Regions from separate parts of the Mus musculus genome. Here region 2 is linked to region 1. A link is a contact called in ENCODE Hi-C or POLR2A ChIA-PET data. All regions are on one chromosome and are shown on one strand. Each heading gives the region's core, a stretch centred on a gene start or an enhancer-like site at or near the end of the contact. The rest is flanking DNA. Distances are from core to core; before and after follow the strand shown. Region 1 holds the start of Ost4 (oligosaccharyltransferase complex subunit 4 (non-catalytic)). Region 2 holds the start of Snx17 (sorting nexin 17).

Region 1 (4,320 bases), core at 593-3,092:
CTAATTAGTCTCGAGACACTGGCTAGCTGACTCTAGTGACTGGCAATGATGAACCTGCCTCTCCCTACCCAGCTTCACACTGCCCTTTTCATTTCCCAGCCCCTGGCTAACAGACCAGAAAAAGGGGGTTGTTTCCACAACCCTGATTTCCTGTCTCTTCTCTGTTGCAGGCTGCCTCAGGCCGGCCCCCCACGGCCTCGCTCTGCCCCCGCCTTTTCTCCTATTTCCTGTACTCTATCTGACTCCCCATCCCGGATTTGTTACAGCAGGGGGCTCTTGAACCAATGTGAGGTTTGTTTTGTCCCTAAATCACCACCACTCACTATTTCTCCCAGGGTCTGATAATGCCTTTACCTCCATGTCCAGGATGTAGCCCTAAGGTGAGGGAACACAGTGAAATGATACGTTAGTCCCGTCTTCCAGCTGCTGGTACCATGTGACAACCATAGCTCCTTGGAATGTCGGCCACACTGTCCAAGGCCTTGCAGAACATCACCTTAAGACAGAACAAAACAGGGACCTGCTCCCTCCCACTCCCCCACAGCACAAGATTTTGGGACCACAAAAAAATATATATCTATATATATATATCTATATTTTTGTATTGGGGGGAGGGAGTAGAAAAGAAAGCAGCCCCTATACTGGGCCCTATTCAGTGGCAGCTTCTTGCTCCATAGGGTTAAGGAAGACTTTGAGGAAATAAAAGTTGTTTGGAAAAATCCAGGTGTAGTTGCTTTGTATGCTGTGATGGGTAGGAGAGATGAAGTGAAGTGTGAAGGCCCTCACACCCTCCATCTTGCCTCAGACTATGTCCTGGAACCCTAGAAAAAAGGGGAAAGACCCGAAGTAAGGAAAATGCTGCAGCTTCCTTGCAGGGCTGGGGAGGTCCTTAAGGAGCCAGCCCCCATCTAACCCATTCCCTTTATATTATTTAAGCACACTTGGTTTCCAGACTATGCTCCCTCCCTTTTTTCTCCATGCTTTCTATTTGTAGTCAACCCATAAAACGTCTTTGGCTTCAGAACATGGAAATAAGTCTCCATCTTTCACTACCACGCCCCTCCCCCAAATTACTTAACGCCTCAGGTTCCGTGGGAAAGTGGGACTGTTAAGGGCTTGATCCCCCTATATTGGCAGTTACTGCCTTTATTTGTACTGGTCAGCGCCTCCGTGTAACCATACCCTATAACTTTGGCCTCTATCTCCTGGAAACCTCAAAATGGGGAATGAGGATGGCTCCGAAAACCCATCTTCATTCAAAGAGTAAGCCGTTTAGGGGGACTGAAGCAGAATACATCAAGGCACTGTACACAATGCGAACGAAGGAGCTCGGTTCTGGGCTATCAGGCTTGGCTCGACACTTTCTGACTTGAAGTTCCCTAAGAGTGTAGGCCCTGGATCGGCCTCACCACTCAGCTGTCCAGAGTCTGAGCGCTACTGCCCCGACCGTTACCTGGGGCGGAGAAAGCGCCACTTTCATTCCTGCTTCTTGGGGTTGTTTACTGCCACGTAGTGATAGAGGACCACAAGCAAGAAAAGCGACACGCCCAGCATGTTGGCGAAGATGGCGAGCTGCACGTCCGTGATCATCCTGTGGACAAGGGGAAGGACTGAGCCTCGATTCACGCACTCCTTGCTCTCTCACTAAGCCAGATCCTCGCCACCACGATCCAGCCTCCGCCGGGCTCGCCTATGAAACGGCGCCTGCGAGCCCCTCACCTGACCAGCTTCAGCCGACTCCGACACTACAGACGCACAAACTCGAGGTAGGCGACCTGAGCCGGAACTTCGTAGTGCTAGCTGGGGAACAACGCGGCACTTCCGGCTTCTCTACCCTGCCGTCTCGTCTGCTCCGGCGGCGCGCGCAAAAGAGCCGGTCTTAGGCGGAGCCTAGAATGGCCGTCCTGCGGCGAGGGCGGAACGGGGCGTGGTCCGCTCGGCAGGGGCGGGAATCCCGCCCGGGTCGCAGCTGGCTGCAGCTGGCGCGGCGGAATCCGCGGTTAGCTTCAGACGCTGTGGTGACAGCCTCCCTGGAGCCCAGGAGTGGGTTTAGGCGAGGGTGCAGCAGGCGGGAGGCTGGGCCTGACCTCTAGGCTCCGACCCACTTTCCTGCCCACCCTTCGCTTCCCTGCTCGACCCAGCCAGGTGCTTCCTTAGGGTCCTGCCCTCCCGGTCCCCTCCCAGGCTCGCTGGCGTGGGGATGGAATGGAAGGTGATGCAGAATAGGGACAGGATTGAGGAGGCTAGTGCCCTCACGGGTGGTAGTCTTTCTGAAACCACAATCCTACCAAAGAGGCGGACCATGACAACTTATTTGATCAGTGCCAGTTTCAGGCCAGTGTGGGGTGGGCGTCAGAATTAGGGTGGACTCTCTGATAATCAAAAACCAAACGTGGGGCCTCGGCCAAGTGGGAAATCACCCCACGGGTGTGAATGAGGGGGTAGGAAAGGAAGGGCTGGGACAAGCCAAGAGGGGTCGTAGGTTTGTGGTGAGGAAGAGAGTTGGCTGCAATAGACATTCAGACATCCGAGGGTCATTGGTGAGGGGAGCAGCACCCTGAATCTCTTCAGCCCTCTATCCAGCGAGAAGTAGGTTTCCCCCTTTTTGCTTTCTCCTTAGCTTCGCCATAAAAGGGAACGATGTAGAGCCAGACAGGGCCAGGGGCTGGACTGTTGCTCTGGAGCTGTCAGGGGTAATGGAAGCCAGTTGCCCTGCGGTAAAGGGGGGGCCTGGGCTCAGGGGAGGCCTCTGCTTCTCTGAGCCAAAGAAAACTCTACAGGAGCTGCTATAGGGCTGGAGCAGCTGGGACAGGGGACCAGATTGCCTCCTGTGTGCACAGTGAGCTGGCTTGCACTATTCCAATGTTGGTTTCTCTGGTCTCAGACTATCAGTGGTTTGTGTCCAGTTTGCTCATAAGCTCAATACTTGCCTTCAGTAGTTAGTTTACAGCTGCCTACCTCCTCCCACCATGTCCAGCCACCACCTACTGTTTCCCAGAAGTTTCATATTTAGAAATCCCGGGCCTACGTGCCCTCCACACAACATGGTTAAAGCCTCAGACGTGCTCTCCCCAGGCATTCCTCTATGAGTTTGTGTGTCCTCAGCTCTGTCCTGAGAGAGTGATGTCTAGATTTTAGGATTACACATTATTATGCTTCGTGTCTCCTGGAAAATTGGAGCAGATCCAAGTCCAACCACTTAGGTATGCAATTGAATCAGAATTAGTCTATGGTTTTAAAAGAAGCAGTACCTCTAGGCTGCCCGTGGCCCGAGAAGCCAGCTTCAGCCTTCAAAGAGCCAGAGCAGGGTGCATAGCATCCTAGACAGCACAACTGAGAGGCGCTTCCACGACTTGTTACTGTTATTTTATTTCCTTATTGGTAAAGAAGGAAATAGGTCCAGAAGGTAATCTAACTGAGGCCCTGCAGCTGGCTAAAGACAGTTCTTCTGACGTCCCCCCTCCCCCACAAACACAGTAGTTCGACTCAGGAGGTTGTCCAAAGGTCGGGGACAAACGGGAAAAGATTTATTTTAGAACTACCCAGAAATGACCTTTGCCTCCCTTTCCCTTCCTGTGCCTAGGTCAATGAGTCTTTATCAGCTTTCCGTGGGTCATCTGGCCTAGCGCCTGAAAGCACTGAAATAAAAACTAGTCTCAGGACCAAACTAGACTCAGCTAAGAAATGGCAACGCTTGATAAAAATCCTGGATGGAAAAGTATGTGGGAAGAGAGACCGGAAGAACCTCATGCTGCCAGGACTTGGGGAAGGTGGTGGGAAGACACTTGTGGAACTTAATCCCTAGTTAATATGATGATTTTTTTAAAGTTGCAATTTAAATAAGATTTCATAATGTAGCCCAGGCTGGCTTCAAACTCAGGATTCTCCTGCCTTTGCCTCCCCAGTGCTGGGATTACCCGTATGAGCAACTACAGAGTCTGCGGTTTAGGATGGAGAAAGCCATAACCTTGGGGAAGGAGGGAAACTAGTCCTGAGTCGCAGGGTAGTCAGCTCCTAACGTATTCTACCTGGAGAGCGGCCTCGAAGGCAAAACAAACAAACAAACAAACAAACAAACAAAAAACAAAGTGCTTGCATTTGGCAGCCATGGAGTGTGGCTTGAGATTTCTCACAAATGGGTTGGCAAAATGGCTCAGAGGGTAAGAGCACTGACTGCTATTCCGAAGGTCCTGAGTTCAATTCTCAGCAACCACATGGTGCCTCACAACCACCCAAGTTGAGATCTGACACCCTCTTCTGGTGTGTCTGAAGACAGCTACAGTGTACTTAATTATAATAATAAATAAAAAAAATATTTTT
Region 2 (4,327 bases), core at 1,568-4,067, 290 kb after region 1:
GTGCAACTGGTTAGGACTTAAAGAGAGAGAAGAGCATGATCAAAGTCGAGAGGGGCATCAGTAAGGTGCAAATGGACCTGCACGGCTGTGCTCACCTGATGTAGGGTTTTAGTTTATTTACAAGATCCCTGGAGAGTTCCTCACTGGGAGGTGTTGTGTAATCCTGAATCACCTAGAGAATACAAAACACCCCTTAAGGAAGATCTCTACTATGGGACAGGGGTAAGCTTCACTAGGGAAGTAAGTGTTCAGATTGTGAGAGTCATTGCTTCTTTGTCCCAGAGAGGACCATCATGCTGGGGCAGTCTTAGGGAATGGGGCAGGGTCATGGAGAATAGAACTGGACGTACCTGCTGCAGGGCGTGAAGCAGTGCGATGCACCGGGCATTGGAGCCACTGATGAGGCCCTGGGAGTACTGCAGACCGAGTCTCACCATGGCTGGGTGGATCACAGAGGATGGGATGCTGATGGGATGGCGGTGTCACATACTTTTTAAGGGAACTTGAGTACCTCTTGGCCCCTGCCCCTCATGAGAAGGGGCTTCCCCATTTCCTGTAGTTTTGCCTTGAGTTTGCACCCCACCCACCCACACATCCCATCTCACAGTTCCAGTCACTTTTAACACTGAGTTCCTCAATCTCCTCCGACTTAAAGGTCCTACCTCATGTACTGGGTCAAGGAGCTTTGTCTGCTGTACTGAGGCAGGTGGGAGAAGAGACTGACTTTGGATCCGTAATCCTTTCGTGTAGGAACCTCCATGAAACAAAGAGACATCATCAAACGGGACTGGGTGGGCTATTTGATCCCAATACTCCGTGCTTTTCCAGATCTTTTCTTTGCCCAGGGCAATTCTCCAGGTACCAAACCCACTTCCTACCTGTTGTCGATCTGGCTTTCTAAGGAGCCTCCTCAGAAGTGTGGGGTCATCAGCTGGGGTGTGCTCGGGGACACGCTTCACTCCTAAAAGTTAGGGAGATGCTTTCAAGACTCTATACATCTCGAAACGGGAGCGTTTGGGTAAGTGGAGTGTGAGAATGAAGAGGAGAGAGATACCTGAGGTGGTTTCTCCAGCAGTGCTGGGGCAGGCCTGAGGAGGGACGCCTCCTTGTTCCCCTTTTCTTGCCTGTTTCAGGGCCCGCTCTGCCTCCTGCTTGGCTCTCCTTTCGGCGCGAAGTTCTGCCTTACTCCGGCCAGCTGGAAGTTTCTCCCCAGCAGTACCTCCCAGCTGACTACCAGGTCCTGGGAGTTCTCTGATTGGGTCTATGAAATACAGAGGGAAGAGGTGCCTGGGCTCTAGGACGGTGATCTCTTTGCCCCAACCAAAGTTTCCCTTTTATCTATTTTTTTTCCCTTTCTTGACTGAGGCTGGAATTCATCAGAGATCCACCTGTCTTTGCTTTGGCCTTAGTTTCCCTTTTACCTTATCTAAGTTTTTTTTTTTTTCCTTTTTTGACTGAGGCTGGAATTCATCAGAGATCCACCTGCCTTTGCTTTGGCCTTAGTGCTGGGGTTAAAGGTGTGCTGTAAGCCACCACCAGCCAGCACCATCAGGCTCTGCCTTCCAAGTAACCGCTTTTGTACTTGCTCAAACCAACTTTGTTCTATCTCCCTTTGCAAATCCCTCATCCAGCATCCTACCCCCGGCCGTTTAAAGCGTCCCCGCACCTTGCCGTTGAGCTGCAGACACAGCAGAGCCAATTTCTTGGTCTGCCCCCTTTTCCTCCTTCCGTTTCTTCTTCTGCTGTTTCTTTTCTTTTCGAAGCTGAAGCTTCTCTTCTTGGGTCAACTCCCGCCCTGCTGCCTGAGACACAGACACGGGAACTGCTCTACCCCAGGCCATTCCAAAGGTTTATCAAGATGCTTACTAGATTCCCCCAAGGTTAAGTTCCTAACACTCTCTGACTTCTGTTACAAGTCTACGTAAGTAAGGAGAGAAACTTCTTCAGTCATAGTCACACACCGTTAAGCTCTGTAAAATCTCCCAGTTCTACTAAGAGATGAACTGAAAAGGATGGGAGATGGGGCCAAATGAAGGTGACACAGCTTTCTGTGTAGCTCTTGACAGGCGACTTAGGAGGTCTCTCCCTCACTTACCCCGGGCCGAGGAGAAAGTTCAGTCTTCATCTCGGATCTCGATTCTGCATCAGAAAACAGGGCACAGAGTGAGCCAGACAGGCTCCGGGAGGACTTGGGGAGACTCGTCGGCGCAGCTGGCTGCTGGGTTGGCATGACCACAGCTCGGCTGCCGGGCGCGAGGCGCTCTGGGATCCGCGTGGGGACGCACTGCGCGGCAGGATCAAAGGACAGGCGTGGGAGGAAAAGGGTCAGTCACCCTTCTGGGAACAGCCGGCAAGCAGCACCCTGCTGCGCCCTAGATCTTGTAAACCAGAGTCCCGCGACGTGCAGAAACCCGGCGGCAAGGCCCAAAGGCGCTCCGGACCCCGCATCAGCGATCCAGTGTTCATCTGCTCTTCTACCACTTGGTGCATCTAGCCCTTCACTCACCTTCGCGAACAGCCACCGCCACCGCAGCCATGACTGTGGGTCCTAGGCTCCTCCCGCCGAGGTCACTCACACTACAGCGCCACCTGGGCTGCTGGCTCCCCTGATGCCTCCCGCGGAGTCAGTCCCCAGCGGACTACAACTTCCGGCGTGCACTGGGTCCCGCCCAGGACTACGGGTCGCGGTGAGGACCAAAGGATGTTGGGTTCCCAATTAGGAGCGTCTCCGGCGCTCGACTACAGCTCCCAGCATGCCGAGGTTGCTGCTCGCAGAGCCGTCATCCTACAGCCTTCCCACCTCGGAGTTCAGGCCCACCAAAATGGCGAGCTGGGCTGCGGAGACGCGCTGAGTGGCAGAGGCAAGCGAGCAGAGGCGCTGCGAACCTGGTAGTACGGAGCTCTGCCTTAGGGAACATGCACTTTTCCATTCCTGAAACGGAGTCCCGCAGTGGGGACAGCGGCGGCTCCGCCTACGTGGTGAGGAGGTGCTAGAAGCTGGGCCAGGGCGGGGATAACGGGCCGGAGCTCTCGGAGCGGCCTCCAGCCTTCGAACCTCACTGGAAGCCATCTCATGTCTCAGTTTCGTACTTAAGCCACCCCAAGCTCCAATAGGTTCTTCTTTCCCCGGCCAGGCCGCGACTGCTCTGGCGGTGGGCACTATTGTCATCTCCGGGAGGGATACTGCCGCACAAGCGCCCGAGTGTCCTCGGGACTGGGCCTTCTGCTTGAAACCCGGCCCTGGGGGAAAAACAGGCTAAATCCCGGGAAGTCTCGGAGCGTTGCGCAGACGGATATGTCAGGCAACTTCCGGACAGGTTTCTGGGGCAAGAGGTGGTTTGCACGTCGATCCTGAGATGTTTGCCTGCTTTTGTGTCCTCAGGCCTATAACATTCACGTGAATGGAGTCCTGCACTGTCGGGTGCGCTACAGCCAGCTTCTGGGGCTGCACGAGCAGGTGGGACTAACAACCCTGTCTAGATGCAGCTTCAAGCCCTTCCATACCCACGGACATTAATCCCCTTTCATTACATCACCCTATAATCACTGCTACAGTGGAAGGTGGACTTTGTTAGCGTGACATTTCCGGAAACTCTCTGAGCGGCTTGTCTCTCACAGTTCCTGTACTTCCCTATACTCACACATCCTTCCTTCTCTGAGCTGTCTCCTTTTTCATCCTTTGCCCCTGCATGGAAAAACTGAACCCTGTTAGTCAAAGCACATTCCTTCTGGCACCTAAACTATAACTTGGGAATTCATTCCCCGGATTAATACAAACCATTCGCTGCTTTCCTTGTGTGTTCTTGGTCCCATCAGTGTATAAGATGTCCAAATGTTTCCCCCCTCACCAGATAGTGAGCTCTGTATAGATAGTGAATCTCTAGAGAGCCCTGTTTCTACTAGATGTCAGTCCTGAGCAAGTTAATTTCTTCCCGCCTCAGTTTCTCCAGATAAAAAGTAGATTCTTGGATCAGCAAAGTCCCTTCAACACACTTGAGTATGCTATGACTTTATTATCTGTGCACATAAGTGTTCCCTATAAATGTTCTCTACTGAGCAGTCTTGCTATGTAAATCAAAGGGCTCCTGGACCCAGGACCCCATGAAAAATCACCCTATAATGTCTTCACATGAACACATACAAGAATTTATACCTAAGATCTTTGGGGGTCCTGACTCTGCCAAAGTCATCTTTTGTCACACGTCTTTTAAAGAGTTGTTAGAAGAACCCAGGAGGACTTGGGTGAGTCTTAGTTGTCACCACTCAGTTCCTGTGTTATGTGAAGAATTGTATCTCTTTCTCGCCATAGCTTCGGAAGGAGTATGGG

Evidence for each region. Hi-C counts contacts between places; a loop is a spot of excess contacts on that map. ChIA-PET counts read pairs that join two places held with the same protein, here RNA polymerase II (POLR2A).
Region 2: a loop to region 1 is called in a map of T-helper 17 cell, with 2.1 times the contacts of the local background. The contact joins the promoter of Snx17 here to the promoter of Ost4 in region 1. A Hi-C loop is called at or near these places in 1 of 37 maps with a recorded cell type or tissue (T-helper 17 cell). POLR2A ChIA-PET finds 5 or more read pairs at or near these places in 2 of 5 experiments (Patski and embryonic stem cell).

The regions. Positions count from the first base shown.
Region 1 is chr5:30,905,946-30,910,265 of GRCm38, forward strand. It overlaps Ost4 (oligosaccharyltransferase complex subunit 4 (non-catalytic)), which reads right to left and starts at 1,843. Exons shown (of 3, transcript NM_024460.4): 1 at 1,720-1,843; 2 at 1,454-1,591; 3 at 571-821. The coding sequence starts at 1,590. The coding sequence ends at 1,477. It overlaps Agbl5 (ATP/GTP binding protein-like 5), which reads left to right. Exons shown (of 16, transcript NM_001374737.1): 16 at 171-719.
Region 2 is chr5:31,190,487-31,194,813 of GRCm38, forward strand. Snx17 (sorting nexin 17) reads left to right here and starts at 2,818. Exons shown (of 15, transcript NM_153680.2): 1 at 2,818-2,979; 2 at 3,383-3,457; 3 at 4,310-4,327. The coding sequence starts at 2,917. It overlaps Eif2b4 (eukaryotic translation initiation factor 2B, subunit 4 delta), which reads right to left and starts at 2,653. Exons shown (of 13, transcript NM_010122.2): 1 at 2,507-2,653; 2 at 2,096-2,139; 3 at 1,667-1,802; 4 at 1,055-1,261; 5 at 879-961; 6 at 663-754; 7 at 351-465; 8 at 96-172. The coding sequence starts at 2,537.